Regions from separate parts of the Homo sapiens genome. Here region 2 is linked to region 1. A link is an interaction called in ENCODE POLR2A ChIA-PET data of the cell type or tissue named here. Cell type or tissue: A673. All regions are shown on one strand. Each heading gives the region's core, and the rest is flanking DNA. Links, peaks and the distances in the headings are about the cores only.

Region 1 (15,198 bases), core at 3,868-11,867:
CAGCACTTTAGGAGGCCAAGATAGGAGGATCACCTGAGCCCAGGAATTGGAGACCAGCCTGGGCAACACAGCAAGAACTCATCTTTAAAATTTTTTTTTAAATTAGCTGAGTGTGGTGGTGCTTCCATGTAGTCCCAGCTACTTGGGAGGCTGAGGTGGGAAGACTGCTTGAATTTGGGAGATCAAGGCTGCAGTGAGCTATGATAGCACCACTGGACTCCAGCCCGGGCGACAGAGCCAGCAGGCCCTGTCTCAAAAAAGAAAAAAAAAAAAAAAAGAAAAGAAAAGAAACAAAAAGTATGAATAGGCATTTTACATATGAGGGAATAAAAATGTCTCATAATTCTAGGGACCGGTACACACACATATGCTGGAATGCACACACACATCCAAGTGTGTGTACAGAAATTAATATGTAGGCTGGGTACGGTGGCTAATGCCTGTAATCCCAGCACTTTGGGAGGCTGAGGAAGGCGGATCACCTGAGGTCAGGAGTTCGAGACCAGCCTGACCAACATGGCGAAATCCCGTCTTTCCTAAAAATACAAAATTAGCTGGGCGTGGTGGGTGCATGCCTGTAATCCCAGCTAAATCCCAGCTACTCGGGAGGCTGAGGCAGGAGAATCACTTGAATCCGGGAGGTGGAGGTTGCAGTGAGCCGAGAACACGCCATTGCACTCTATCCTGGGCGGCAAGAGTGAAACTCCGTGTCAAAAAAAAAGAAAGAAAGAAACATGTTCATAAGGCACTTTATTGAAAGATAGTGTGTAAAAGTAGCAAAACTCAGAAATAATCTAAATGTCCATCAATAGTATATAATTTTTTTTTTTTTGAGATGGAGTCTCGCTCTGTTGCCCAGGCTGGAGTGCAGTGGCACAATCTTGGCTCACTGCAACCTCTGCCCCCCAGGTTCATTGCCTGCCTCATCTTCCTGAGTAGCTGGGATCACAGGTGCCTGCCACCATGCCTGGCTAATTTTTATTTTTTATTTTGGTATTTTTAGTAGAGACGGGGTTTCACCATGTTGACCAGGCTGGCCTTGAACTCCTGACCTCAGGTGATCCTCCCGCCTCGGCCTCTCAAAGTGCTGGGATTTCAGGTGTGAGCCACCGCGTCCGGCTAAGCATGTAAATTAAATTACTCTGGAGTTGTTAAAATGCACTGATTTTTAAAAAATTATTATTTTTATATCTTTTTTGTTTTCCTTCATAAAAATGCAATGACTTAGCAAGCTGTCGGTCATAGGAAGTTAAGCGAAAAAAAAAAAAAGCTAAGCCAGCCTCAGAGCAGTCTGTGTTGAGTGAGTCCAGTTTTAAAAACAAATGGCAAGTGTTGGTATGAAATAGTGCCGATCTCCATTACAGAAGACGGTCTTGGGCACATGTGCGGGAGCCCTACGGTCTGGCTGAAAATGCTGCCCAGTTCTGGCCGTACCACTTTCTAGCTGTGGACTCAAGGGAGTTGTTTACCTTCTGTCAGTCCATGTTTATTCATCTGCACAATCAATGCGTAGAACCATAGCCCTTACCTCACAGCGTTTCCGGGAGGATCAGATGACACAATCCGAGGAAATGAACCATTATTGCTACTTACTGTCACTGCTTTCTTCTGAGGCCAACGTTTGGGCACGCCTAGAAGTTTGAAGGATTTGCCTCAGCTGTGAACAAATGGTGGCTACAGGTGCTGAGAATGGGTCTGAAGAAGGGCGTGGAGGGATCTTCCCTCCCCTCCCCTCCCCACCCCTCCCCTTCTCTTTCTCTCTCCCTCCCTCCCTCTCTTCTTTTTCTTTCTCTCTCTCCCCTCCCTCCCTCCCTCTCTCTCTCTTTCTTTTTTTCTCTCTCTCCCCTCCCCCCCTTCTCTCTTTTCTTTCTTTCTCTTTTTTGACAGAGTCTCACTTTGTCGCCCAGTCTGGAGTGCAGTGGTGTGATCTCAGCTCACTGCAACCTCTGCCTCCCAGATTCACGCCATTCTCCTGCCTCAGCCTCCTGAGTAGCTGGGATTACAGGCGTGCGCCACCACGCCCGGCTAATTTTTGTATATTTAGTGGAGACGGCGTTTCACCGTGTTAGCCAGGATGGTCTCCATCTCCTGACCTCGTGATCCGCCCGCCTCGGCCTCCCAAAGTGCTGGGATTACAGGCATGAGCCACCGTGCCCGGCCGCATGTGGGTTTTTCAATGGCTATTATTTAAGCATCTTCCATGTCCTTTGTGTGTGTGTGTGTGGTGTGTGTGTTTTGTGTTTTTTTTGTTTTTGACAAGAGTCTCGCTCTGTTGCCCAGGCTGGAGTGCAGTGGCGTGATCTCAGCTCACTACAACCTCCACCTCCCAGGTTCAAACGATTCTCCTGCCTCAGCCTCCTGGGTAGGTGGGACTACAGGTGCATGCCACCACACCCAGCTAATGTTTCTATTTTTAGTGGAAACGGGGTTTCACCATGTTGGCCAGGCTGGTCTCGAACTTCTGACCTCAGGTGATCCGCCCACCTCAGTCTTCCAAAGTGCTGGGATTACAGGCATGAGCCACAGTGCCCAGCCAAGGATGACTTTTGAATGCTGTATGATTTTATGTAACTTCTTCTTCTTCTTCTTTTTTTTTGAGACGGAGTTTCACTCTTGTTGCCCAGGCTGGAGTGTAATGGCACGACCTCAGCTCACTGCAACCTCCGCCTCCCAGGTTCAAGTGATTCTCCTGCCTCAGCCTCCCGAGTAGCTGGGATTACAAGCATGGGCCACCACACCCGGCTAATTTTTTTGTATTTTTAGTAGAAACGGGGTTTCTCCATGTTGGTCAGGCTACTCTTGAACTCCCGACCTGAGGTGATCTGCCAGCCTCGGCCTCCCAAAGCATTGGGATTACAGGCGTGAGCCACTGTGCCCGGCCTATTTTATGTAACTTCTATAGTTATTATATTTTGTTTTGGGGACCAGGAAAAGAAATTGTAAACCTTTTTGGCTTATTTCCCATGTCTTTTTTTCTGTGCATTAAAACAAAACAAAACAAATAAAACAAGGCTGGGCGTGGTGGCTCACGCCTGTAATCCCAGCACTTTGGGAGGCTGAGGCGGGCGGATCATGAGGTCAGGAGATCGAGACCGTCCTGGCTAACACGGTGAAACCCTGTCTCTACTGAAAATACAAAAAATTAGCCGGGCGTGGTGGTGGGCGCCTGTAGTCCCAGCTACTCGGGAGACTGAGGCAGGAGAATGGCCTGAACCCGGGAGGCGGAGCTTGCAGTGAGCTGAGATCGCGCCACTGCACTCCAGCCTGGGCGACAGAGCGAGACTCCGTCTCAAAAAACAAAACAAAACAAAACAAAAAACCCATTGCTAATAATGTGTACGATTTTGCATGTAAGTTTTTCAGTGACTGTATTATTAGGCTGGTGCAAAAGTAATTGCGATTTTGCCGTTAAAAAGGTGAAAACCACAACTACTTTTGCACCAACCTAATATTTAAGCATCTTCCATGTCCTTAAATACAAATCGTAATGGATAAATACAAGGTGGTCTGTCTGGAAAAAGGAATATTACTCAGCCATGAAAAGGAACGAAGCTCTGACATAGGCTAGCACCTGGATGAACCCTGAGGACATCACGGCCAGGGAGAGGTGCCAGACATAAAAGGCCACACAATACATGATCCCATTTATGTGAACTGCGAAGGACAGGCTAATCCACCGAGACAGTAAAGGGATTCACGGTGGCCTGCGGCTGGGGAGGGGTGGAGAGTGACTGCTGATGGGGATGGGATGTCTTTGGGGTGATGACAGTATTCTGGAACTACACAGAGGTGATGGTTACACAACTCCTACATTTTACATTTTATTTAATTAATTAATTAATTTATTTATTTCTGAGACGGGGTCTTGCTCTTGTTGCCCAGGCTGGAGTGCAGTGGTGCGATCTCGGCTCACTGCAACCTCCACCTCCCAGGTTCAAGCGATTCTCCTGCCTCAACCTCCTGAGTAGCTGGGATTACAGGTGCCCGCCATCACTCCCGGCTAATTTTTGTATTTTTAATAGAGACGGGCTTTCACCATGTTGGCCAGGCTGGTCTCAAGCTCCTGACATCAGGTGATCCACCTGCCTCAGCCTCCCAAAGTGCTGGGATAGCTGTCACGAGCCACTGCGCCCAGCCGCCAAAACACTTTCAGGGAAGGTTGTACCCGCGTAGAGGTCCTTTGGCAGCATGTGACAGCTTGTATCCTCCTGTGTTGCTGCCAGCATAGAGCCCAAAAGCTCTTCTTAATCTTTCTTTGTTTTGTTTTGTTTTGAGACAGAGTCTCACTCTTGTTTCCCAGGCTAGAGTGCAGTGGTGCGATCTCGGCTCACTGCAACCTCTGCCTTCTGGGTTCAAGCAACTCTCCTGCCTCAGCCTCCCAAGCAGCTGGGATTACAGGCACCCGCCACCATACTCAGCTAATTTTTATATTTTTAGTAGAGACAGGGTTTCACTGTGTTGCCCAGGCTGGTGTTGAACTCCTGACCTCAGATGATCCGCCCACCTCAGCCTCCCAAAGTGCTGGGATTACAGGTGTGAACCATTGAGCCCAGCCTTCCTCCTAGATTTTCTTTTCTTTTCTTTTTTTTTGAGACACAGTCTCACTCTGTTGCCCAGGCTGGAGTGCAGTGGCGCAATCTCGGCTCACTGCAACCTCCGCCTCCTGGGTTCAAGTGATTCTCCCGCCTCAGCCTCCCGAGTAGCTGGGACTACAGGAGCCCACCACCACGCCCAGCTAATTTTTTTTTTTGTATTTTTAGTAGAGACAAGGTTTCACCATGTTGGCCAGGCTGGTCTCGAACACCTGACCTCATGATCCGCCCTCCTCAGCCTTCCAAAGTGCTGGGATTGCAGGTGTGAGCCACCGCGCCCGGCCTTTTTTTTTTTTTTGAGATGGAGTCTTGATCTGTTGCCCAGGCTGGAGTGCAGTGGCGTGATCTTGGTTCACTGCAGCCTTTGCCTCTTGGGTTCAAGCAATTCTCCTGCCTCATCCTCTTGAGGAGCTGGGATTATAATCACTTGCCATCACGGCCAGCTAATTTTTATAGTTTTAGCAGAGACGTGGTTTCACCGTGTTGACCAGGCTGGTCTCGAACTCCTGACCTCAGGTGACCCGCCCGCCTCGGGCTTCCAAAGTGCTGGGATTCCAGGCCTGAGCCACCGCGCCCGGCCCCTCCTAGATGTTCTAAGTACAAATCCGAAAGCCCACTGGGCCTGAACGTCCCTGGTTTGTGGTGCTGCCTCCAGGGGTCCCCTCCTGTTACCTCTTCCCTGGGCCGGTGAAGGGAGGGTGGACGGGATGGTGTGGGGCCGCGGGTCCCCATGCCTGGAGCCAAGCCTGGGGCATCTGCTTGCATGCTAGGAGCTCCCTCCCCAGCAAGGCCCGGGCCAGAGAGAGAAGGAACAGCCCAGAGCCAGGAGAAAAGGGAGAGTGAGGCTTTTTATTGTGTATGAATTCACGTGGTATCGACAACTCCACACAATATTAAAACACTGCGAGAAAGTGGGTGCGGCACACCTGGAATTTTAAAAAAGTCAGAAATAAAAACAACCAGACATCCCAATGCAGATGGCATAGAACCTGCTAGAACCACAGGCGGCGGCTGGAAACAGGAGACAGGTCTTTACGAAGGTTAGATGGGCAGCGGTTCCGTGGACAGAGGAGGAGGCGCGGCTGGCCGGCATATGGCTTCTGTGCAGAGGGCCTGGCCTCAGGCCGTGGACTTTTTAATAAGTGACCCCTTGAGGAAGGGCGTGGTGGCTCCACCTCCACCCGGAAGCCCCCCCGGGTCACTCACGGGCGGACAGGTGTGTGACGGCCCTCTCCTACCTGCCCCAGAACTTGGGCAGGACGGGCTGTTAACTTGGAGATGGATGCGTGGCCTGGAGGCCTAGCGTTGCGCCTCGGACACGGTGGCCGGCCCGTCAAAGGGACCACGCAGAAGGAGGGAAACAGGAGCACCTTCCGCCCTGGCCCAGCCGCCCCGTTTATGTCCCCAGAGGCCAGAGGTCGCAGCTGAGCTATCTGTGCTTGGCCTGGGGTTACCCCTGGGGAGGGTGGGAGAGGGGTGAGGGTTCTGGCTCCTTCCTGGAGAGAGGAGGGCAGGGGAGGCGGAGCTGGTCCGGGAAGGTGCCCAGGTGGGTCACAACAGGGTCGGGGCCTGGCCCGCTGTGGCCCTTCACCTGGCTACTGGTGTCTCGCTCAGCAGCGGGGAAGGCCCGTGGGAGACCCAGGCTACAGAAGGAGAAACGGCCTTCTCTCTCCCACCCGACGCTGCCTTGTGTGTGTGCGTGGGTGGGGGTGAGTGTCCTTAACTCTCTTTTCCCCTGGCGTAGCTGAGAGAGGCTTGTCCCCCCAAGGCTAGAGCTGCTGCTGCCACCCCCGCCCGCCAGCTCCCCGTCTGGAGGTGCACGCGCGCTCCTGGAAACGCCCATAAAACATGCGTTCACCCCAGGGATTCCCGGCAGAAAAGCACATGTGGCGGTCGGTGTGTGCACTCGGGTGCCACGTCTGCAAAGGTATTTTCCACAGTGTGGTCACTGAAGTCTACTCAAGAAAAAAAAAAGTGGAGAATTTTTTTTTTAATCCCCCAAGCTAGAAAGAAACCCACAGGCTTCTGGCAATGGCCACCTCCCTGGGGTCCGGGAGATGGTGGGGTCTGGACAGCTCAGGGAACCCAAGGCCCTGTGGACAGTGAAGGAGAGGCCAGCCTGTCCTTCCCCTCCCCGAGCCTCAGTTTACCTGGAACGCTCAGCCCGTTTAACCCCACCATCTGCACCAGCCTAGGAGCCCCGGCTGCCTGGGGCTGCGTCTCTGCAGCAGCCTCCGTTCCCTGCTGGCATTTCTGGGGTCACATTGTGAGGACACACCAGTGGGGCCGGGCTTGGCACAGCTGTGCCCCCTCCTCCCTCTGCCCTGGCAGCGGGGGCTCGGGGATTAAGGCCTCTTTTAAGGAAAAACGGGGTGGGGTGTGTTTGTTCCCAGTTACCAAGATGGCTTGTTGGAAAGGGTGGAGGCAGGCGGGCTCTCCCTGCCTGGGGTCCTCCCAGGGTCTCTGGAACAGGCTTTTGTCCCTTCCTGCCATTCCTGCTATGCGTGGTGGGGACGCCCACACCCCAAACCCTGCCGGCTCCCAGCCCAACCACAGGAGGCTGCAGTCTCCGGGAGCCTCTGGGGCTCTCCCGGGCCAACAGCAGGTTTGGCGGGTAGGGCTCCCCGAAGCCCCAGCCCTCCCGGACCTGCCGTAGAGAGCTGGGTGCCGGGGGTGGGGAGCCCGGCTGTGGCCTGTGGGAGCTGCCCGAGGTTGAGGAGTGGAGGTCACTCCCCCGACACCTGCACACACACCCGGAGCCCTCTAGCCTTGGCGAGGTGGGAACCCTGGCAGTCACCAGCTCAGGAAGTGAGCCAAGCAGGGATCCCCGCCTCACGGGCCTGCACGGAGGACCTGGGCGGCCGTCCAGGAACCCTCTCGGCACGGGTTCTTAGACGCCTGTCTCCACTGGGGCCGGAGGGACAGGACTAGGCTAGTTTTATTCTACTACTTGCTTCTAGGCCAGCCCCGTGGAGGGGGTCGGGGCGGCCAGGCCTCCTGCGATCAGGGCTGCGTGGGGTCCATCTCAGGTGTGGCCGCAGGTGATGCCGGCAGGCCCTGGAAGATGTGGCTGCACCTGCTCCCGTCCGTGCCGCAGAGGAGGACGCAGTCATCTTTCAGAAGCCTCCCCCCGACCCCATGACATCTTCGATTTCCACTTGCCGCTGGGAGGAGTGGCCCATCCTGCGTCTAAGGCATCTCCCGGCCTCAGACAGCCGTCCTGGGTTGCACGGGGGTGGAAAAGCAAAAAGATCGGGTTCGAGCGACAGGGTAACGTTTTGAGCGGACGTTTTGATCTCCGGGACAACGTCTCACCTCCCAGAGTCCTTCAGAGTCACTCCAAGATCATGGAACAATTTTGTACACACAGCAGCACAGGGTAGCCCCACCCGCCCTGCCGCGGCTCCCCAGCCTGCATTTTCTGTTTGAAAAACGTCTATGGTGGATGCCAGAGGGTAGGACAACCTGGAAGAGCCAAGGATGGTCAAAGCCTCTCCCAGCCACGCGGATGCCTCATGCTTAAAACACACTGGGCGCGGTGGCTCATGCCTGTAATCCCAGCACTTTGGGAGGCCGAGGTGGGCGGATCCCGAGGTCAGGAGTTTGAGAGCGGCCTGGCCAATACGGTGAAACCCCGTCTCTACTAAAAATACAACAATTAGCCGGGCGTAGTGGCACACGCCTGTAGTCTCAGCTACTCGGGAGGCTGAGGCAGGAGAATCGCTTGAACCGGGGAGGCAGAGGTTGCGGTGAGCTGAAATCATGCAGCTGCACTCCAGCCTGGGTAACAAGAATGAAACTCCATCTCAAAAAAAGAAAAAAAAAAAAAATCCAAAAACATGATGGGCCGGGCCGGTGACGGCTTCCCTGGGGCAAGTCCCGAAAACCCATTTCTGGCACAGAGGGGACCCTGCAGAAAGGACCCATGGCTAACATCATGCAGGGGAGTCACACTTGGCAACTTTTCATAGACGAAGCCCCCTCCAGACCCCCACACTCCATCGTGCATTCATTGCAGGATCGTGCAGTTTAGCGACGGGTTCAACCATCACAATCCGAGTTTAGCCGTATGGAGTAACAATTTTTTAAATAAAGAGATATTTCCAAAAAACTTCATGATGTCACCTCCCGCCCCCCATCTCAATTTTACCTCTACTTAAAAACAACACAAAGCATTCCAGTGACCCTATGAAGTCTTTTTACCAATGGCCAATTCTCCCGGAACTATTGCCACCGGGCGAAGTCACCTCCCTTTCCCCCTCGGCGCCGGTCCACAATTGAAACGGCAATCGAGAGTTTTAAAAAATTGTTACCCCATCGCTGGGGGATTTCAGTTATTCCGAACGGGAAGTGGCCGTAAAGCCTCCATCCCTTTTGGCCCAAACTGAGAGGGCCATGGGGTCGGACCTGAAAATTCATCTCCACCTACAAGGTCCATTCTACCCCATCCGGGCGGTGGGAACGCCTTTTTTGGCGGGGAGAGGGGGGATTTCTTTTGGAATTAAAGGTTTTGGGGACTTGAGATGTTTTGTTTGAGCTAATTACTGAATGATGCCCTGCCTGAGACAGAGACAGAGACAGAGAGAGAGAGAGAGAAAGAGAGAGAGAGAGAGAGAACATATGAGAACACAGTTATAAAATAATACAAGGTTTCTTGTCCTTAAAGGGGTTCTCCGAGGCAGGGACTCCGACCAGCAGGGGGTCGTTCCGGGCATGTTGCTCACAGTAGCTCATGAGGTCAGACGCCGCTTTGGAGACCTGTGTTTGAGCACAAGGAGGAGACAGAGGAGACATAAGAAGAGGCTGGCACACCCGGGTTCACAGCAGCACCATTCCCAAGAGCCACAGGCGGAAACAGCTCAGGAGCCCATTGATGGGGGCGTGGGCAAACAGTGCGGCCCGTCCACACGCTGGAATATTACTCAGCCATGAAAAGGAGTGAGGCTCTGACATAGGCCACAACGTGGATGCATCTCAAGGGCCTCATGCTCAGTGAGAGATGCCAGACACAGAAGGCCACACAGTGTGTGATCCCATTTCTTTCTTTTTTTTTTTTGAGACAGAGACTCTATTTGTCGCCCAGGCTCTAGTGCAGTGGCACGATCTCGGCTCACTGCAACCTCCACCTCGCGGGTTCAAGTGATTCTCCTGCCTCAGCCTCCCGAGTAGCTGGGATTACCTTCATGCACCACCACACCCAGCTAATTTTTGTATTTTTAGTAGAGACAGGGTTTCACCATGTTGATCAGGCTGGTCTCGAACTCCTGACCTCGCGATATGCCTGCCTCAGCCTCCCACAGTGCTGGGATTACAGGTGTGAGCCACTGCGCCCGGCCGTGTGATCCCATTTCTATGAAATGTCCAGGACAGGCCTATCCACAGAGACAGGAAGGGGATGCGTGGGTGCCGGTGCTGGGGAGTGATGGCTGATGGGGGACAGGGTTTCCTTTTGGGGTGATGGAATGTCCTGGAATAAACGTGATTGGATGCACAGCATTGTGACTATATTAAATATCACTAGTGGTAAACTTTATATGTGTCTTGGCCAGGTGCGGTGGCTCACACCTGTAATCCCAACATGTTGGGAGGCGGAGGCGGGAGGATCACTTGAGCCCAGGAGTTTGAGACCAGCCTAGGCAACACAGTGAGGCCCTATCTCTACAAAAAATACAAAAATGAGCCAGGCATAGTGATGTGGGCATCTGTAGTCCCAGCTAACTGGGGGGCTGAGGCTGGAGGATTGCTTGAGCCTGGGAGGTTAAGGCTGCAGTGAGTCAAGATTACACCATTGCACTCCAGCCTGGGGGATGGAGCAAGACCCTGTCTCAATTAAGATAAATAAACAAATAAATAAATTTATGTGTGTCTTTTCCCAAAATTAAAAAAAGAAAAATGCAGTGGTGTGATCACTGCAATCTCTTGCTCCCCGGGTTCAAGCAATTCTCCTGCCTCAGCCTCCTGAGTAGCTGGGACTACAGGTGCCTGCCACCACGCCCAGCTAATTTTTGTATTTTTAGTAGAGACGGGTTTCAGCATGTTGGCCAGGCTGGTCTCAAACTCCTAACTTCAAGTGATCCACCTGCCTTAGCCTCCCAAAGTGCTGGGATTACAGGCGTGAGCCACGGCACCTGGCCTAAAAAATATTTTTTTAAAAAAGAAAAGGCTGAGCTTCCTTCAGCAAGCGTTGCCAGATTTTGAACACAAAGGGTCAGGGACAGATGGACCCCGTTTTCGGAGTCCAAGACCTCATTCTCACCCCAAGGAAGGAAGGTCCTGATAGGAAAACGCTGCCTGCACATTTGATGAGCTTGAGGGAGGTTTCACGGTGACACCCGGCCAGGGGGCTGGGCCCGGTGAGGACGAGATAAGCCCGTCTCCATGTTTCTCTTGCAGCCTGAACCCCCTGATGACTCCAACCCTCTGAGGGGCTGATGCTTCCGGTCACAGGAGGGACCCCCTGCCCCGGGCTGCTGCCAGCCCGCCCCAGGCTACACGCCCGTCTCTCCTGGCCATGCCTTTGGGGGTGCCGCTGCCACTCCCCGCTTAGCTCACCCCAGCAGGGCTGGGGCTGGGGTGTCCGGTGTCCTGGGTCAGGCTACACGGGGACACGTCCATCTGGCCCTGGATCTCATCCCGTAACCGGTAACTGTGTCTCTGTGGGACTCAGCGACCTTTCTCTCCTTGCTTTCTTTCCTGGAAGGCGAGAGGGCGATCACAGGGGGAGGATTAGATGTGGCAGAGGTGAGGGGATGATCCGAGAAGGATCGCAGTGTCGCTTCACGGAGGTGCCTTTGTTATCTGTTTTTGAGACAGGGTCTCGCTCTGTCCCCCAGGCTGGAATGCAGTGGTGCTATCATAGCTCAATGCAGCCTCCACCTCCTGGGCTCAAGTGATTCTCCCGCCTCAGCTGGGAGTACCTGAGTAGCTGGGACTACGGGAGTGAGCCACTACACCTGGCCATAATTTTCATTTTTATTATTTATTTATTTTTTTGAGACAGAGTCTCACTCTGTCAGCCAGGCTGGAGTGCAGTGGCGTGATCTCGGCTCACTGCAACCTCCGCCCCCTGGGTCCAAGCAATTCTCCCACCTCAGCCTCCCAAGTGGCTGGGACTCCAGGCGCACGCCACCACGCCAGGGTAATTTTTGTATTTTTAGTAGAGACGGGGTTTCACCATGTTGGCCAGGCTGGTCTCAATCTCCTGACCTCAGGTGGCCCGCCCACCTCAGCCTGCCAAAGTGCTGGGATTACAGGCATGAGCCACCGTGCCTGGCCTGGCCATAATTTTTAGAATAATTTTCTGGTACAGATGAGGTCTCACTATGTTGCTCAGGCTGGTCTCGAACTCCTAGGCTCAGGCGACCCTCCCGCCTAGACCTCTGAAAGTGCTGGGGTTACAGGCATGAGCCGCCTCGCCTGGCCAGTACCTCTGCATCCCAGATCCTCTGTCCTCCTTTGGACCCCAAGGATACCTGGGACCTGGGCCCTTCAAACGGCCAGGAGCCTGTGGGACAGCTTTGGGGTCTTGCCCAGCTGGGCAGCCGGGGGACGCTCATGCCCACAGAGTGAGCCCGCCGGCTGCGGCCTGTGATGACTCGGACCTGGCCTGCTTTCTAGACTTCTATTTGGGAAGCGGCCCTCCTGGACGACAGAAATAGCCTCCAGACCCCGAAAATAGCTGGCATTGTGGCTCCAGCACGTGGCACCTTGGCACCACCCCCCATGCCCACTGCGCTGGGCTGGTGAGCCCCAAGATCGTCGCCGTTGAGGTTCTGTGGTTCTGGTCGCCGCGTTGGAGCTGGGGATGTAAAACCTCAGGCGGGACTGGGAGTGGGGACGGGTCAAATCCTGGCTCCCCCCGAGGCCCGACATTCAAAGGGGCGGTGGGGGCCCCTCCTCAACATCAAACAGGGCAGGATGAGTCACCGCCCTCCGCCCGGGCTGGGGGCTGGCACCCACTCGTAAAAGGAAAACCACTTCAACCAGGGCTTTCTCTCTTTTCAGCCCGAAGGAATGCTTTGAATGCTCAGGTCTGTCCTCAGCAGTCAGATTGCTGGAACATTCAGACACCTCGTGGGAGGCAGACCCCTCCCCTACTGGTTGGATCCCGGCCAGCAGCAGCGTGATGGGGTCTGGGAGGGCTCAGAGCTGCGCTGGAGGGAGACTCACCGGCCGATCAGAACCACCTGTGCCACCTGGCCAGCAGGGACGACTCTGTCCGCCTCCCCGCTGGGAGCAAAGCAAGGGCCGGTCACCCCTTCCTAATAAATTCCCGTGGCCAATAATGACAAGCTGGTGACAGGTGCTGGAGAGCTGAGTTCTGAGTGGATACGTGGGGTGATGGCTGATTTTATGGGTGCACTAGGGCGGGCCATGGTGCCCCAGGGTTTGGTTAAATGTTTTTTTGTTTTTGTTTTTTTTCTGAGATGGAGTCTCACCCTGTCGCTTGGGGTTGGAGGGCAGTGGCGCAATCTCAGCTCACTGCAACCTCTGCCTCTCGGGTTCAAGCTATTCTCCTGACTCAGTCTCCCAAGTAGCTGGGACTATAGGAGCCTGCCACCACGCCTGGCTAATTTTTTTGTAATTTTAGTAGAGATGGGGTTTCACCATATTGGCCAGGCTGGTCTCGAACTCCTGACCTTGTGATCCGCCCACCTCAGCCTCCCAAAGTGCTGCGATTCCAGGCGTGAGTCACCGTGCCTGGCCAGTTAAATGTTTTTTTAGATGTTGCTGTGAAGGTTGTTTTTTTCTTGTTTCTTTTTTTTTTTTTTTTTTTTTTGAGATAGAGTCTCGCTCTGTTCCCCAGGCTGGAGTGCAATGGTGCGATCTCGGCTCACTGCAACCTCCACCTCCCAGGTTCAAGTGATTCTCCTGCCTCAGCCTCCCAAATAGCTGGGATTACAGGCATGCACCACCATACCCGGGTAATCTTTTTTTTGTATTTTTAGGAGAGACGGGGTTTCACCATGTTGGCCAGGCTGGTCTCGAACCCCTGACCTCAGGTGATCTGCCCACCTCAGCTTCCCAAAGTGCTGGAATTATAAGTGTGAGTCACCGCGCTCAGCCTGTTTTTTATTTTGTAGAGATGGGGTCTTGCTATGTTGTTGCCCAGGCTGGAATTGAACGCCTGACCTCAAGTGATCCTCCTGCCTCGGCCTCCCAATGTGCTGGGATTACAGCTGTGAGCCACTGTGCCTCACATGCAAAATTTTTTTTTTTTTTTTGATGTGATTCACATTTAAATCCGTAGACTTCAAGCACAGCAGGTGACCGTCTGTAATGCAGATGGGCCTCATCTAATCAGTTGAAGGGCTTAAGAGAAAAAGCCTGGGGTCCTTCCAGGAGGAGGGAACTCTGCCTCCAGGTGGCCTTGGGGTTCCAGCTGCAGCACCAACTCTTCCCTGGGTCTCCAGCCTGCTGGCCTACACTGCAGATTTCAGAGCTTGCCTTAAAATAAATCTCGACAAGGCGCAGCCTCAAGTGTGATCCTTGTAAAAAACTTCAAACGGGCCAGGCATGGTGGCTCACGCCTGGAATCCCAGGACTTTGGGAGGCCGAGGCAGGCGGATCACCTGAAGTTAGGAGTTCAAGACCAGCCTGGGCAACATGGCGAAACGCCGTCTCTACTAAAAATACAAAAAATTAGCCAGGCATGGTGGTGCATGCCTGTAATCCCAGCTATTTGGGAGGTTGAGGCAGAAGAATTGCTTGAACCCGGGAGGCAGAGGTTGCAGTGAGCCGAGATCGCGCCACTGCACTCCAGCCTGGGTGACAGAGCAAGACTCCGTCTCAAACAAACAAAACAAACAAATCCTTCAAACAACACAGAAGTGAAAAGTAGATACGACATGCAGTCTCCTCCCGCCTGGGACTGTGTCTCTCAGTTTAATTTGCATCTGTCATTGCCAAGGAGCTGGACAGATCAATGCAGATGAGGACGACAAAGCGCTCTGTCACGATGACCGTCTCCACGGGGCCCCAGTGTGTTTACAAAGCACGTTACATTGCTGCACGAAGGCAGGAGATAGGTGTTAGATCAGCTGCCTCTTTCTGCCGAGGAAATGGAGGCTCAGAGAGGTTAAGGGAGGGCCTCAAGGTCACACAGCAAGAGACACAGTTGGGGTGCAAGCCTCTGCCCTCCTGCCGAGCCTCCTGTTCATCATTTGCGGGGCCCCCAAGGGTCTCTCCCCTCCTCTTCCTGATGCCCGCTGGGCTCACCTTGATGCGCTCAATCCCGGCTTCTATGCGTAGCTGTTCCACCAGCTTCCGGGCCTGGGCTATGTTGTTAGTGGCTGACATTGTCTGCCATCAGCTCTGGGCCCCGTTGTTCAGAGAGCTGTGGGGGAAGCAGAGGGGTGTGGGTCAAAGTTCAGGTCAGGCCTCTGGGTGGCAGCAGGGGCGCCCGGCCTTGGCTCAACCTTCCCGACTCTAGGCACGGCCACTTTGCCTCTGGGTGGGGACCAGGGGCCTCCGTGTACAAAGAGCTGGCACTCGTTTAACTCTCAGCATAGAGCCTGGCACGCGGTCAGCCGTCACAATCCTCTGTGGGAGTTTGCAGAACGAGAGAATGAAAGGGCGAAGGCAGGCTGGGCGTGGTGGCTCACGC
Region 2 (15,198 bases), core at 4,845-12,844, 210 kb before region 1:
TGAGCCACCGCGCCCACCCGCTCCTGGGTGTCTTTGCATAAGAGAATGGAACACACAGCGCACGGAAAACCTGGGAACATTCACAGCCGCATCTGTAACAGCCAAACAGTGGAAAAGGCTGGAATGTGCCCCAAGGAATGGATGGGTCAGCACCGTGCAGCCACCCACACACGAACACGACTCAGCCATGAAAAGGAGTGAGGCTCTGACCCAGGCCACGGTGGGGATGCACCTTGAGGACGCCATGCTCAGTGAGAGACGCGACACAAAAGGCCACACTGTATGACCCCGTTTCTTTCTTTCTTTCTTTTTGAGACGGAGTCTTGCTCTGTCACCCAGGCTGGAGTGCGGTGGCACAATCTCACCTCACTGCAAGCTCTGCCTCCCGGGTTCACGCCATTCTCCTGCCTCAGCCTCCCGAGTAACTGGGGCTACAGGTGCCAGCCACCACGCCTGGCTAATTTTTTGTGTTTTTAGTAGAGACGGGATTTCACCGTGTTAGCCAGGATGGTCTCGATCTCCTGACCTCGTGATCCACCCTCCTTGGCCTCCCAAAGTGCTGGGATTACAGGAGTGAGCCACCGCGCCTGGCCTTTTTTTTTTTTTGGAGACAGAGTCTCACTCTGGCCCAGGCTGGAATGCAGTGGTGCGATCTCAGCTCACTGCAAGCTCCCCCTCCCCAGGGTTTAAGTGATTCTCCTGCCTCAGCCTCCTGAGTAGCTGGGACTACAGGCACCCGCCACCATGCCCAGCTAATTTTTGTAGTTTTAGTACAGATGGGGTTTTGCCATGTTGGCCAGGCTGGTCTTGAACTCCTGACCTCGGGTAATCCACCGGCCTTGGCCTCCCAAAGTGCTGGGATTACAGGTGTGAGCCACCGCGCCCGTCCGTGTGATCTCATTTCTATGAAATGTCCAGGACAGGCCCATCCACAGACAGGGAGATGACATTTGATCTCAGACCCTGTTGTAGGTGGAACTGTGTTCCCGCAAATGTTCAAGGCCGGGCGCGGTGGCTCACGCCTGTAAATCCAGCATTTTGGGAGGCCGAGGTGGGTGGATCACCTGAGGTCAGGAGTTCGAGACCAGCCTGGGCAACATGGGGAACCCCCGTCTCAACTAAAAATACAAAAGTTAGCCTGGCGTGGTGGCGCGCATCTATAGTCCTAACTAGGGGAATCTGGGGTGGGAGGATCGCTTGATCCCAGGAGTTGAGGCTTCAGTGAGCTGTGATCGTGCCACTGCGCTCTAGCCACTGGGCAACAGAGTGAGACTGTCTCAAGGGAAAAAAAAAGGTATGTTCACGTCCTGCCCTCCGTGCCTGCTGTGCACGGGACCTCATTTGGAATCAGGGTCTTTACAGATGTGCTCAGGGCTAGATGAGACTGCAGTGGATTACAGTGAGCCTTTTCCAACGACTCCTGTCCTTACAACAAGAGGGAGACTTGGACACACACCTAGCCCTATACAGGGGAAATAGAGCCGTGTGAACACGGAGGCAGAGGCTAGGGTGACACAGCCACAAGCCGGGGATTGCTGAGAGCCCCAGGAAGCCGGGAGAGGCAGGAAGGACGCGCCCCGGGAGCTTCCAGAGGGCCCCCGGCCCTGCGGACACCTTGATTTTGGACTTCCGCCTCCGGAGCTGGGAAGGCATATATTTCGGTTGTTTTAAACCCCCCGGGGTTTGTGGCGCCGTGTTCTGGCAGGAAACAGGCCGACCCAAAAGTTGAACAGAGCCCATGGTTTTCTGGAGGAAGGGTGTGTGGGCTGGGGGAACAGCCACGGCAGAGGCCCCGAGGTGTGGCGGGAGTCTGGTGAAGCTAAAGGAGAGAGTGGAGGGGGGCGGGGAGCTGGGTTAGGAGGGGCCTCTGGGTGGGGGGCAGATGACATGGAGCCGTGGTGGCCCAGAGGAACAGGCGCCAATGCTCCGTGGGTCCTGGTAGCTGTGCCTCCTGGGCTGTTTCCGTCTCTCCTGGGAGCCTGCTGCACCCTTACCAGCTCTTCTTGGCTGCAGCCAAGATTCTGGGGGCTGGGGTGGCGGGTGGAGGTGGGGTTGGAGGGAGCGGGAGGAAGCAGCCAGAACTACCAGGCGGCATTGCCCAGCTTCTTCTGCTTGGCCGCCTCCCCCGCCAGCCGGCCGGCTATTTTTGGCATCTTGGCAGCTGAGCCCCCCTCGGCATCCCCCCAGGCCCCGTGGCCCAAACCAGGTTGTGCGTCTCCTCACGGTTCCCACTGGCCTTCGATCCTCATTTGCTAAATATCTGCGAAGGCAGCTCCCGCCTCCCCAGTGCCTACGCGAATTTAATCCCAGAGCGAACAGACGCGGAGCCCCGGGAGACTGCTTCATGTCAGAGATGAATTGTACGTAAGTGAGGACAGGGTTTGTATCTTGCAGCTGTAATTCATTAAGATGAGGTCACGCAGGAGCAGGGAGAGCCCTAATTCAATGACTGGCATCCTTATAAGAGGGAAATCTGGACACAGAGACACAGGCAACGGCCAAGTCACAACACAGGCAGAGACTGGAGTGATTCATCCACAAGTCAAGTGACACCAGGGATGGCCAGCTACCACCGGAAGCTGGAAGAGTCAGAAAGGGTCTCCCCAAAAGCCCCCAAAGGAAGCTGGACCTGCTTGAGCTTCGACTTCCAGACTCCAGAACTGTGAGAGCAGCAGCTCCTCTTGCCCGGCGCGGTGGCTCACGCCTGTCATCCCAGCACTTCGGGAGGCTGAGGCGGGTGGATCACTTGAGGTCAGGAGTTCGAGAGCAGCCTAAGCAACATGGAGAAACCCTGTCTCTACTAAAAAATACAAAAACTAGCCGGGCGTGGTGATGGGCGCCTGTAATCCCAGCTCCTTGTGAGGCTGAGGGAGGAGAATCGCTTGAACCTGGCAGGCGGAGGTGGCAGTGAGCCGAGATTGTGCCACTGCACTCCAGCCTGGGCGACAAGAGGGGAAACTCCGTCTCAATAAATACATAAATAAATAAGGTGAAACGCCAAACTGAATTCTGGATTTAGGTGGACAGGACACATATGTACAGATGCCAAAACTGGGCATTCACATGCCACGTGGAACAGCACAGAGTGTGGTGGAAAGGAAGGTGTCGCAGGTGAGAATGTGGTCCCACCGAGAGAAAAGCGAGGGGCCCCTGGTTCCCAGGAGGCCTTGGTCCTCCTGCCCCCAGCTTGGGAACATAGGAAACTCGAGGGAGGGAGGAAGGGAGGGAGCGAGAGAGGGGGCATGCCCCCCCCAACCCCGGAATCATCCTTAATCCCAACCTGGGCATGTTACAGGGAAGGCAATCCTTCCCTCCCAGCAAGCTCCCTCCCAGCACTGTTTTTCTGGGTCATTCTCTCCCGAGCTGCTGCCCTGCCGACAGCACACTCAGGGGCTGTGTCACGGGAGGGGACAAGAGTGCTAGGGCGGTGATGGCACTTTTATCTGCCCCCCGACCCTGCACCTCCCCCCTTACTGTCCGCTCCACAGTGTTTACAAAACCACTGGTGAAAACCTGCCCACAGCCCAGGTGTGGCGGCTCACACCTGTAATCCCAGCCCACAGGCCGGGCGCGGTGGTTCACGCCTGTCATCCCAGAACTTTGGGAGGCCAAGGCGGGGGGATCACTGGAGCCCAGGAGGTCCAGGATGCAGTGAGCTGAGATCGCGCCGCTGCACTCTAGCTTGGGCAACAGAGCGAGACTCTGTCTTTTGGTTCTTTTTTTTTTGAGTTAGGGTCTCACTCTGTCGCCTGGGCTGGAATGCAATGGCATGATCTCAGCTCACTGCAACCTCCACCTCCTGGGTTCAGGTGATTATCCTGCCTCAGCCTCCCAAGTAGCTGGGGTTACAGGTGCCCACTACCACACCCGGCTAATTTTTGTATTTTTAGTAGAGACGGGGTTTCACCATGTGGGCCAGGTTGGTTTCGAACTCCACTTCAAATGATCCACCCACCTCGGCCTCTCAAAGTGCTGGGATTACAGGTGTGAGCCACCGTGCCCAGCTGCAAGACCCTGTTTTTAAAAAAGAAGAATAGGCCGGGCATGGTGGCTCACACCTGTAATCCCAGCACTTTGGGAGGCCGAGGCGGGCAGATCACAAGGTCAGGAGATCGAGACCATCCTGGCTAACATGGTGAAACCCCGTCTCTACTAAAAAAACATACAAAAAATTAGCCGGGCGTGGTGGCGGGCGCCCGTAGTCCCAGCTACTCGGGAGGCTGAGGCAGGAGAATGGCGTGAACCCGGGAGGCGGAGCTTGCAGTGAGCTGAGATCACGCCACTGCACTCCAACCTGGGCGACAGAGCGAGACTCCGTCTCAAAAAAAAATAAAAAAGAAGAAGAATAAAGTAAACCTACCCACAGCTCTCAGGCGAGAAACATCCATCTGTTGGCCTGCAAGACCCTACAGCAAGCAGCCCTCACCCCCACCCTAGACTCATCCAGATACTGCAAAAGCTCTTTCCTCTCAGTGCAGACCCCTCACCCTGCTCTGCTCCCCCAGGACCCGGGCATGCACCCTCCCTCCCCCCCTTTTTTTTTTTTTTTTCTGAGACAGAGTCTCGCTCTGTCGCCCAGGCTGGAGTGCAGTGGCATGATCTCTGTTCACTGCAACCTCCGCCTCCCAGGTTCACGCCATTCTCCTGCTTCAGCCTCCCGAGGAGCTGGGACTACAGGTGCCCGCCACCACGCCCGGCTAATTTTTGTATTTTTAGTAGAGACGGGATTTCACCACGTTGGCCAGGATGGTCTCGATCTCCTGACCTCGTGATCCACCTGCCTCAGCTTCCCAAAGTGCTGGGATTACAGGCATAAGCCACCGCACCCGGCCTTTTTTTTTTTTTTTTTTTGAAATGGAGCTTCATTCTTTTTGTCCAGGCTGGAGTGCAATGGCACGATCTCAACTTACTGCAACCTCTGCCTCCCGAGTTTAAGTGATTCTCCTGTCTCAGCCTACCAAGTAGCTGGGATTACAGGCATACGCCACCACGCCCAGCTAATTTTTGTATTTTTAGTAGCGATGGGGTTTCACCATGTTAGCCAGGCTGGTCTCAAACTCCTAACCTCAAGTGATCCACCCGCCTCGGCCTCCCAAAGTGCTGGAATTACAGTGTGAGCCACCGCGCCTGGCCTGTTTGTTTTTTGAGACAAGGTCTTGCTCTGTCGCCCAGTCTGGAATGGCAGGATCTCCTGGGAGGCCTTTGCCTTCCAGCTTCAAGCGATTCTCCTGCCTCAGCCTCCTGAGTAGCTGGGACTACAGGCGCCCGCCACCACATCCAGCTTATTTTTGTATTTTTAGTAGAGATGGGGTTTCATCATGTTAGCCAGGCTGGTCTCAAACTCCTGGGCTCAAGTGATCTGCCTGCCTCAGCCTCCTAAAGTGCTGAGATTATAGGTGTGAGCCACTGGGCCTGGTCCATTTTCTAAATTAGAGGTTTCTTTTTAAGTTGGAATTTATTTATTTATTTATTTATTTAGAGACAGGTTCTTGCTCTGTTGCCCAGGTTGGAGTGCAGTGGTGTGATCTCGGCTCACTGCAGCCTCCACCTCCCCAGCTCAAGCGATCCTCCCACCTCAGCCTCTCAAGTAGCTGGGATTATAGGCAAGTGCCAGCACACCTGGTTAATTTTTTCATTTTTTTGTAGAGATAGGGTCTCACTCTATTGCCCAGGCTGGTCTCGAACTCCTGGGCTGAAGTGATCCACCTGCCTTGGCCTCCGAAGGTGCCGGGAACACAGGCATGAGCCACCGTGCTGGGCCAATAATTTTTTTTTTTTTTTTTTTTTTGACATAGAGTCTTGCTCTGTCATCCAGGCTGGAGTGCAGTGGTGTGATCTCAGCTCACTGCAACCTCTGCCTCCTGGGTTCAAGAGATTCTGCTGTCTCAGCCTCCCGAGTAGCTGGGATTACAAGCACGCACCACCAGGTCTGGCTAATTTTTGTATTTTTAGTAGAGATGGGATTTCACCATGTTGGTCAGGCTGGTCTCGAACTCCTGACCTCGTGATCCGCCCACCTCGGCCTCTCAAAGTGCTGGGATTACAGGCGTGAGCCACCGCACCCGGCCCAAGAAATTTTTTTTAAAGCAGTTCCCATAGAGCACAGATAAGGGCAAAATCAGGAAGTTTCCTGGAGAGATGACAGGTCTGGAATCGCTAGGTCACAGTCACACTGATCCAGTGGCAGAAGTGCCTGCGGGAGGCCTCAATTCGGATGCGCTGTGTGACCTCTGTTGAGAAACCTACCCTCTCTGGACCTCGCCTGTCACGGTATAGGTACAAGAGCCCTCCGGGGCACCCTCCAAGCTCTGGCTCTATAATTACTCCTGGGATGAGAGGACAGCTGATCCCTCGCGCCCAGCAGGGGCCACTCAAGCTGTGACCTAGTTTTACAACCCTGACTCCCCCACTCGACGGCCTGGCCCTGTCATTTCCTCTGCAGGGTGCTGCCGGGGAGGCAGGAGGGGGGATCTGGCAGCTGGACTCAGGCTTCTGACATGTCCCCTAAGGGTCTGGTGTTCCCCAACTTGGGAGGAAGAACTGGTTCCTGGAGAGGGGACATGGGAGACTCGATTCTGTGTACACGGCCTGCATCTGCTCACCATGTGCCCTGAATGCATCCGGTTGTCCTCCCTGGTCTCTTATTTTTTATTTTATTTTATTTTTTTTTTGAGATGGAGTCTCGCTCTGTCGCCCAGGCTGGAGTGCAGTGGTGCGATCTCGGCTCACTGCAAGCTCCACCTCCCATGTTCAAGCAATTCTCCTGCCTCAGCCTGCCGAGTAGCTGGGACTGCAGGCGCCCACCACTATGCCCGGCTAATTTTTTTGTATTTTTAGTAGAGACGGGGTTTCACTGTGTTAGCCAGGATGGTCTCGATCTCCTGACCTGGTGATCCGCCCGCCTCTGCCTCCCAAAGTGCTGGGATTACAGGCGTGAGCCACTGTGCCCTGCCTTTTTTTTTTTTTTTTTTGAGACGGAGTCTTGCTGTGACGCCCAGGCTGGAGTGCAGTGGTGCGATCTCGGCTCACTGCAAGCTTCGCCCCCTGGGTTCATGCCATTCTCCTGCCTCAGCCTACCAAGTAGCTGGGACTACAGGCGCCCGCCACCACGCCCGGCTAATTTTTTGTATTTTTAGCAGAGATGGGGTTTCACCGTGTTAGCCAGGATGGTCTTACTCTCCTGATCTCGTGATCCACCGGCCTCGGCCTCCCAAAGTGCTGGGATTACCGGGGTGAACCACATGCCTGGCCTCTTTTTTTTTTTTTTTTTTTTTTATTGAGTCGGAGTCTCACTCTGTCACCCAGGCTGAGAGTGCAATGGCGCGATCTCTGCTCACCGCAGCCTTCGCCTCCCGGGTTCAAGGGAGTCTCCTGCCTCAGCCTCCTGAGTAGCTGGGATTAAAGGTGCATGCCACCACACCTGGCTCATTTTTGTAGTTTTAGTAGAGACGGGGTTTCACCTTGTTGGCCAGGCTGGTCTCGAACTCCTGACCTCAGGTGATCCACCTGCCTCAGCCTCCCAAGGTGCTAGGATGACAGGTATGAGCCACTGCGCCCGGCCCCAGGCTGATTCTTTAGGGGCCTCTGTCCCCTCCCTTGTCCTCATGCTGTGGTCCTGGGGGAAGGCGACACTTTCAGGGCTCTCTATCTCCATCCTCATCGGTCCCTCGGACCACCCCCCTCCCAGGAAGCTGCCACCCACCTGGGGCATTACCTCCCATCCTCCCAGGATGGGAACACCATCTGCTCACAGATACCTCCTGATGGTGTGTCCCAGCCACCTGAACTGCAGCCCAGGGACCCAGCCCCATCCCTGACCTCTCCCAGGGCGACCCACAGAACCCCAGCGTAACCCCGGCCACGCGGAGCCAACCCCAGCTCCACCCTTCCTCTCCCACAGGCCAGAGTCCTCCCTCGCTCTGGGCCTCCCGCCACTGCCAGGCCTCCGTCCCCCACCCCGAACTCCCCTCCTTCCAGCCGGGCTCCAGTTCGCCCCCAACATTCAACGCGCTCCTCCTGTTCTGGCATTGGTGTCCCCAGCTGCCAAATGGAACTGGAGTAGGGGGAGGATCAGGCCAGCCCCTGCAAACCGCGGTCTCCCCAGGCTCTGTGAACACTGGGGCCTGGTCGTTCTCTGGGGTGGGGCCGTCCTGGGCACTGCAGGGTGCTGAGAAGCGTCCCTGGCCTCCACCCACTCCATGCCAGGGACACCACAGATGTCCCCAGACTTTACCAAATGTCCCCTGGGAGCAGAATCACCCTGGTTCAGACCCTCTGGGTTAGGGGATTCCACAGACCCCCAAGAGACTCTGCATCCCACAATCCTCAGCCCTGCTGAGGTCCCAGGAGGCTGTGCACGTTGAAATCCACGCCCTGAGTGGGAGGGAGAGAGGAGGTGAATCCCAGGAGCTGGGGACCCCTGGTTTACACCGTCTGCCGGGTCAGGAGTTGATCCTGGTGTCTGGTGTGAGCAGGGGACAGATTTAGTGTTTTTTTTTTTAATTTAAATAATTAATGCAGGTCTCTCTTTCTTGGCCCCATGGACATCTTATGTGGATGACTCTCTGTCTTGGGCACTGCCGGGTGCTGAGAAGCGTCCCTGGCCTCTACCCACTCCAAGCCAGGAGCACCCCCTTCCCAGTCGTGACAGGCACAAATGTCCCTGGACACGGCCCAGAGTCCCCGGCGGGGCAGAACCTCCCTGAGTGGGTCCTTGCTGTAGAGGACGCTGGCACACAGTGCGCCTCCAGTTCATGCCCCAGGAGGAGCCAGGGTGATTCAGCCTGTTTTACACGGGGAGGCGGAGACCCAGAGACGGACGGCGACGTGCTCAGGGCCACACAGCAGAGAGGAAGCAGGTACAAGACGCGACCCCGGGGCTGGGTGCGGTGGCTCACGCGTCATCCCAGCACTTTGGGAGGCCGAGGAGGGCGGATCACAAGTTCAAGAGATGGAGACCATCCTGGTTAACATGGTGAAACCCCGTCTCTACTAAAAAATACAAAAAATTAGCCGGGCATGGTGGCGGGCACCTGTAGTCCCAGCTACTTGGGAGGCTGAGGCAGGAGAATGGCGTGAACCCGGAAGGTGGAGGTTGCAGTGAGCTGAGATCGCGCCACTGCACTCCAGCCTGGGCGACAGAGCGAGACTCCATCTCAAAAAAAAAAAAAAAAAAAAGAGGAAAAGAAAAGAAAATGTACCAGTTGCCCTTCGATGAACTGGAAACACAACAGAGAACAGAGGCCAGAAAGTCCCTGTTCTTTTATTTTTATTTATTTATTTGTGGGTAGTTTTTTTTTTTTTTTTTTTTTGAGACAGTCTCACTCTGTCATCCAGGCTGGAGTGCAATGGTTCAATCTAGGCTCACTGCAACCTCTGCCTCCCGGGTTAAAGCGATTCTCCTGCCTCAGTCTCCTGAGTAGCTGGGATTACAGACATGCGCCACTACGCCCAGCTAATTTTTGGATTTTTAGTAGAGACAGGGTTTTGCCATGTGCCCAGGATGGTCTCGAACTCCTGACCTCAGGTGATCAGCCCGCCCCAGCCTCCCAAAGTGCTGGGATGACAGGCCCTGAGCCACAATGCCCGGCCCCCTGTCCTTAAGGAGCTTACATTCTGGTGCGGGTGACACCGTGAAATCAGTGTACGGGACATCAGCTGGTAATAAACGTCACGGAGGTCAGAACAGCTGTGTCCTCGGGTGACGTCACCTCCTCGGCTCTGCGCCCCGCCGTCCACAGGCGCGAAGCCGGAGCTGGGGTTGGCGACCGAGAACCTTCCTGCCTCCCCTCCCCAGCAAGGGGCACGTCCCACCAGGCCCGGACTGCCCGTCTGCCCCTGCAGGGCCCCTCGCTCTGGTGGCGGGCTCGGTGAGCTCTGCTGCCCGGTCTCGGGAGTCTGGGGGAGCGCGGCGTCGACCCCTGTGGAGGGAGGACTCGTGTTTCAAGGACAGAGCCTCATTACCATGCACGACCAGCCGCAGCTGAGGCCGCAGAGGCCTTTGGCAGGGGGGCCGGGCCGGCGGCAGGGACGGCGTTGGCGGTGGTGGACGGGAGTGGGGGTCTGTCCTGAACAGGTGGGGGTGGTCCCTGTGCTGGCCCCCGCCATGCGATCGCACCCCAGGACTCTCCTCCTCTTCCTAAGCCCCAGCATGTGCCTGGTGCCGCGCGGGTGCTGGAGGCACAGCGGCTTCCACGCAGACGCCCGCAGCACCACAGCCTGTGCACGGCGCATCCACGCCCTGTTACAAATGTTCCATTCAACGCCTTCTAGCACATTCACAGATCGTCCGCCCGCACCTCTAGTTCCAGAACATTCCATCACCCCCAAAAGGAAGCCCCGTCCCCTTCAGCAGTCACTCCCAGCCCCTCCCCAGCCCGGACCCCCACCCATCTGCTTCCTGTCTCTGCGAATTGGCCCGTCTGGACATCTCGCATCAATGCAATCGGACTGGCTGTGGCCCCCAGGGACTGGCGTCTTTCCCCCAGCGTCAAGGTGGGGGCACAAACAGGTGAGAATCGTGCAGCCCAGCTAATGAGCAGATTGTCTGAAAAAAGCGCTGAGGAGCGGAGCTAGCAGGGAGCTGTGGGGGGGGGGGTCTGTTCCGGGCTGTGGCTGTGTTTGACGGGCCCAGGGAAGACCCTGTCTGAGCTGAGACCTGGATGGGGAGCCGGGGTCAGCAGGGTACAGCTAAGCGAGGGGCGAGGCTGGCCGGGGGTGTGTCTGCGCTTGCGGGGGTGGGAGCCCTAGCTGGCAACGGCAAAACCACACGGGGCACTGAACCCCCAGGGAGGTGTCCGGACTTGCATCCACAGGCAATGGGGAGCCATGGGAGGATATGGAGCAAGAGCATGGCGAGATCTGGGTTGCAGTTGGAAGGCGCGTCCAGCTCTGCGTGGTCCGACCCCAGGTCGCCCTGCCTCACCCAAACCTGGAAAGTCTTGACTCTCGGCTGCACCTCCATCTCCAGAGAGCAGGGCACTATTATCTCCCTCTCCACCCGGTTACCCACACGCAGAGCTGTGGCCAATGATGGAGCATGGGGAGGCTGAACTGGACACCAGGTGCTGAATCAATGGCCCCTTGTCCACTCCAGAGCCAGGACAAGAACTCACGGGTCCTCACCTGAATCGGCCACTGACTGCCTTGGGCAGAGACATCGAAGTCTCTGAGCCTCAGTTTCCTCTTCTGCAAAAGGGAACTGCAGGGTTCCCAGTCACTTCCCTGGGCTGAGCGAGTGAGAAGTCAGGCAAGGAGGTTCCTTCCGGGGAAGTCTCCATTGGGTGCCGGCTGGGGTCAGGAGCCCAGAGTCCTAGGCCCTGGTTTGCTCCTGGCCATGTGTTCACCTCATTCATTCATTCAACAAACATTCATTCAACAAGCATTCATTCATTCATTCAACAAGCACTTAAAAACAATGCCTGTGTGCCAGGCACTGGTTTTAAGAGAAACAGCAGTGAACAAAACAGACAAATCCCTGCTTTCTGTCTATGGGCAAGAAACAGAAGAAACAAGTAAAGCCGACTGTCACATGGCAGGCCATGGTATGGGAAAAAATAAACAGGGAAGGGGGGCCTGGGGTTGGCAGAATGGGGTTGGCAGAATGAAGGCCTCCCCACAGCCAGCCGGTTCTAATCCCCGGAACTGCAGATAAGGCCACCCTTACATGGAAAAAGGGCCTCTGCAGATGGGATTAAGTAAGAATTGTGAGATCAGGAGATCATTCCGGATCATCCAGAGGCCCAACATCTCACAGGGTCCTCACGAGAGGAGGCGGGAGGGTGAAAGTCAGAGACTGGAAGAGGCTGTGCTGAGGCTATGAAGGGATAGGGTGGGGCCCTGAGCCAAGGGATGCGGGTGCCTCTGGGCAATGGGAAAGATGGGAACCGGATTTTCACCTGGAATGCGCAGCAGGAGGGCCCAGCCTTGGCCATGTCCTGCTTTTTTTTTTTTTTTTTTTTTTTTTGAGACAGAGTCTCGCTCTGTCACCCAGGCTGGTGCGATCTTGGCTCACTGCAACCTCTGCCTCCCAGGTTCAAGTGATTCTCCTGTCTCAGCCTCCTGAGAAGCTGGAACTACAGGCATGAGCCACCACGTCCGGCTAATTTTTTGTATTTTCAGTAGAGATGGGGTTTCACCATGTTGGCCAGGCTGGTCTCGAACTCCTGATCTCCAGTGATCTGCCTGCCTCGGCCTTCCAAAATGCTCAGACTACAAGCGTGAGCCACCACACCCAGCCTCATGCCCTGGTTTTACGCCAGTGAGGCCCATTTTGGACTCTGGCCTCCAGAACGGTGCAATAATAAATGTGTGTGGTTCCCAGCCACTGCTGTCACAGCAGCCAGAACTCATCAGGGTCATTGCAGTCTTGAAGAGGGAGGTCGCTCGAGGCCTCCCGGATCTGTGCACCTGCCTTCTGGGGCGTGGAAGGCAGGGGACATTGACCTCTCCTTGGGGTCTGAGATCTGCACCAACCACGGTGCAGGCACCGGCCTTGAGGACCCCCTCCCCAAAACTGTCCCCCACAGCAGGACCTGGGCAATGGAGGCCTCTCTTCCCTGTACCCCCAGCTGTCCTTAGATATGGATCCTGGATTAATGGTCCTGGAAGCTCTTAGCTCAAGGAGAAGGCAGAGTGTGGCTGTGAGTGGCCGGGGTCCCTCCCTAGAACAGAGGTGGCCCTACCCTCTTGGTGCCTGGTGGTGTGGGCAGCTCCTTCCCTCAGCTCCTGGCTAAGCCCCCGGCCCTTCCAATCCGCCTCCTCTATTCTGAGCAGGGCTCTTCCCCTCCCTCTTGCAAGGTTACCTCAAACACATCCCCCTCCAGTCCCCGCCCAGGGCAAGGGATGCTGACATCTCCCTTGGGAAAGGCCCTCCTAGAGGCCGGCCAAACCCAGAGGGGGCAGGAGTGAGAAGTGTGGTAGCGGTCCCCTCTGTTTCCAGGCCCACAGTGACCTCCATCTCCCTCCCTCTGCCCCCCACCACAACCAGGGCGGTGGGAGTAAGGGGAGTGTGCTCTGGATGCCCCGTTTGAGCTTCTAAGACGGATATGGGAGGAGGGGGCCCAGCCCCTCACAGCACGTGGCCCTCCAAGGTCTGCTTTTGGGGACACGCTGCCAGTCCCCCAGGACCCCTGCATCCTCTGCCCTAGATCCAGGCCCTCCCGGGGCTTCATCCATGACAATTCATTAAGCCCTAATTAGCTTCCATCTGCTGTTAGTCCCCGTCAACCCCTCGAGGGGCTGGGGGCCTCCCGACCCACTTTCCTTCCCAGCCTGTACACGGGGGGCCGTGGACTGCCCTCTGCAGGCAGGGCCTCTGGATCTGGAACCAGTTTTGGAGCACCCACTGTCTACACCGGCCACTTCACCCACTAGCCCAGCCCTGACTAGGGGGAATAATAAAGTTCGTTTTGGAGAGAAGGAGACTGAGGGTCAGAGTGGGCCCCAGCTCACTGCACAACTTAGCTGCAGACAGTCAGCATTTGAACCTGGATCTGACGCCAGCTCCTACCCACAAAATCCCAGCTCCCCACTAGAGGGTGAAGGGCGCTCTTTGGAGGCCCGAGATTGACATGTGGTGGTGGGCGGCTTGATGGGGCCCACCCGGGGCCAACTTTGCTCGCAGAGTTCTTCAAGAGGCTCTACCTGGTGACGAGGTAGTGACTCAGGGGGCGCCGGGGAATGACAGTGCTGTGGGAAGAGACATCAAACTGCCTTCTATTCCCACTCAGCAAGGCACCTTCAGGTCCCGGCTTACCCTGGGGGTGGACGGCTGAGGCTGAGGGAGGCCAGGCAGGGCTGCTGCCGTAACCATCGTGACCTGAGCATCTGTTTTATGGTGGCACCACACTGCAGCCGAGGTGGGCAGCATCTCATTTAATCCCATGTGGGGTGGATCTGAGAGAGGGGACGTCATTTGCCGGAAGTCACCGGTGAAGACCAGACAGGCAGGGCAGGGAAGGCTGAGTTGAACCCTCCTAAGCCCCCATCCCACCGCCCGGCTGCCCCCTTCCTGCCACCCCACATCATCGAGATGGGGACAGGAGCTGGGTCTACAGGGGAAGCCCGTGGGTTCTTCCCACTCAGATCCTGTCTCCGACGATGGCTGCTGCTTCGGCTCAGAGAACAGCCAGGGTAAGGCCATGCCGCGGCAGCCCACCCCACACCAGCCTCCTGATAAAGCCAGCACCACCCTCCCTGAACCTGTTTCCAGCCTGCGTCCTCCACCTGACCACTCACACCTCACACCTTCTGCATCCTCTCCAGGCCACTTCCAGGGAGCCCTCCTGGGTTGCTCTGGTTCTCACAGCTCTGTTGTCCCTGAAGGCTCCCCCCAGCCAAGCCCCAGATCGTCCCTCTGCAAATACCACTGCACAGCAGACGCCCGCTCCCCACCCCCGCCGGAGCAAGGGTGTCTGCAGCCTCGCTGCGTCCATGGTTTAGCCAGGGACCGCTTGCTAAAATGCAGCTTCTGGGGCACATCGCCTCAGAAGTTCTGACTCCTCAGAACTGGGGGGGCCGGGACACCGGCACCGTTAGCGCCCCAAGCACACGTTGAGAAACCCAGTTACATGGTGGTCTCCAGCGTAAGGACCCGGGGCTTTTCTTGTGCCCGGACCAAGGCACGAGGTGCTGCTCCCCTAAACTTGTTGAATGGGACTCAGGGCCTCCCCTGGCCAGGCCCCAGAGGCCCGGGAGGTGGCGGCACCCACTCAGGGTGCCCAGGCCCACCATTTCTGGTGCTATTCAGACGCCCCCAGAGCAGGGGGACTCAGCCCTATGCCCCCAGGTCCCTCCCCGCCAGGCCGGGCCGTCAGCTCCAGCGATGGAGCAGGCTCCGGTGTGGACCCCAGATACCCTTTGCGTCTTCCAGCTCCGCACCCCCAGGCTGGACCAGACCCGGCTCGGGGGAGACAGGGCAGGAAGGCGCGGGCTGCAGGCTCTATTCGGACGTTCCCCACACCCCAGACCCAACCAGTGCCCCCTTCATCTCCTCCTGGAGAGGAGCGCATCCTCCCAGCGTCCCCAGTGCCCCGGGGAGATGCCCACCCGATTCCCCGCTCCTTGGCGCCCCAGAGGAGGGGCGGGGGGCCCCAGGGTGGGGAGTTCGCCCCCAAAGTTTCCAGGGGGAGCGTCGGGGGCCTGGCAAGGAGCGATGAGCCCGGGAGGGGTGCGCGGGGCAATTTCCCCCGGCTGAGG

Evidence for each region. ChIA-PET counts read pairs that join two places held together with the same protein. Peaks named below come from ENCODE experiments on the same cell type or tissue, not always from the same donor. Only the 100,000 strongest peaks of a DNase experiment are listed, where the experiment ranks them.
Region 2: POLR2A ChIA-PET joins it to region 1 with 20 read pairs; 2 of 35 experiments call an interaction of 5 or more read pairs at or near these places.

What each region holds. Positions count from the first base shown.
Region 1 is chr19:2,505,798-2,520,995 of GRCh38, forward strand. It overlaps GNG7 (G protein subunit gamma 7), which reads right to left. Exons shown (of 5, transcript NM_052847.3): 4 at 14,811-14,928; 5 at 5,422-9,350. The coding sequence starts at 14,891. The coding sequence ends at 9,225. LOC124904789 reads right to left here and starts at 7,774. Exons shown (of 3, transcript XM_047439801.1): 1 at 7,728-7,774; 2 at 7,144-7,294; 3 at 6,043-6,537. The coding sequence starts at 7,774. The coding sequence ends at 6,043. RefSeq lists enhancers at 5,764-5,903, 5,960-6,470, 6,584-6,663, 12,595-13,267 and a silencer at 6,054-6,233. In A673, for the core only: no CTCF peak of the experiment used is centred there; no DNase peak of the experiment used is centred there.
Region 2 is chr19:2,292,771-2,307,968 of GRCh38, forward strand. All of the region lies in intron 1 of LINGO3 (leucine rich repeat and Ig domain containing 3), which reads right to left. LOC101928572 (a long non-coding RNA gene) reads left to right here and starts at 9,362. Exons shown (of 2, transcript XR_007067088.1): 1 at 9,362-10,510; 2 at 10,815-11,455. RefSeq lists a silencer at 9,693-9,782. In A673, for the core only: no CTCF peak of the experiment used is centred there; no DNase peak of the experiment used is centred there.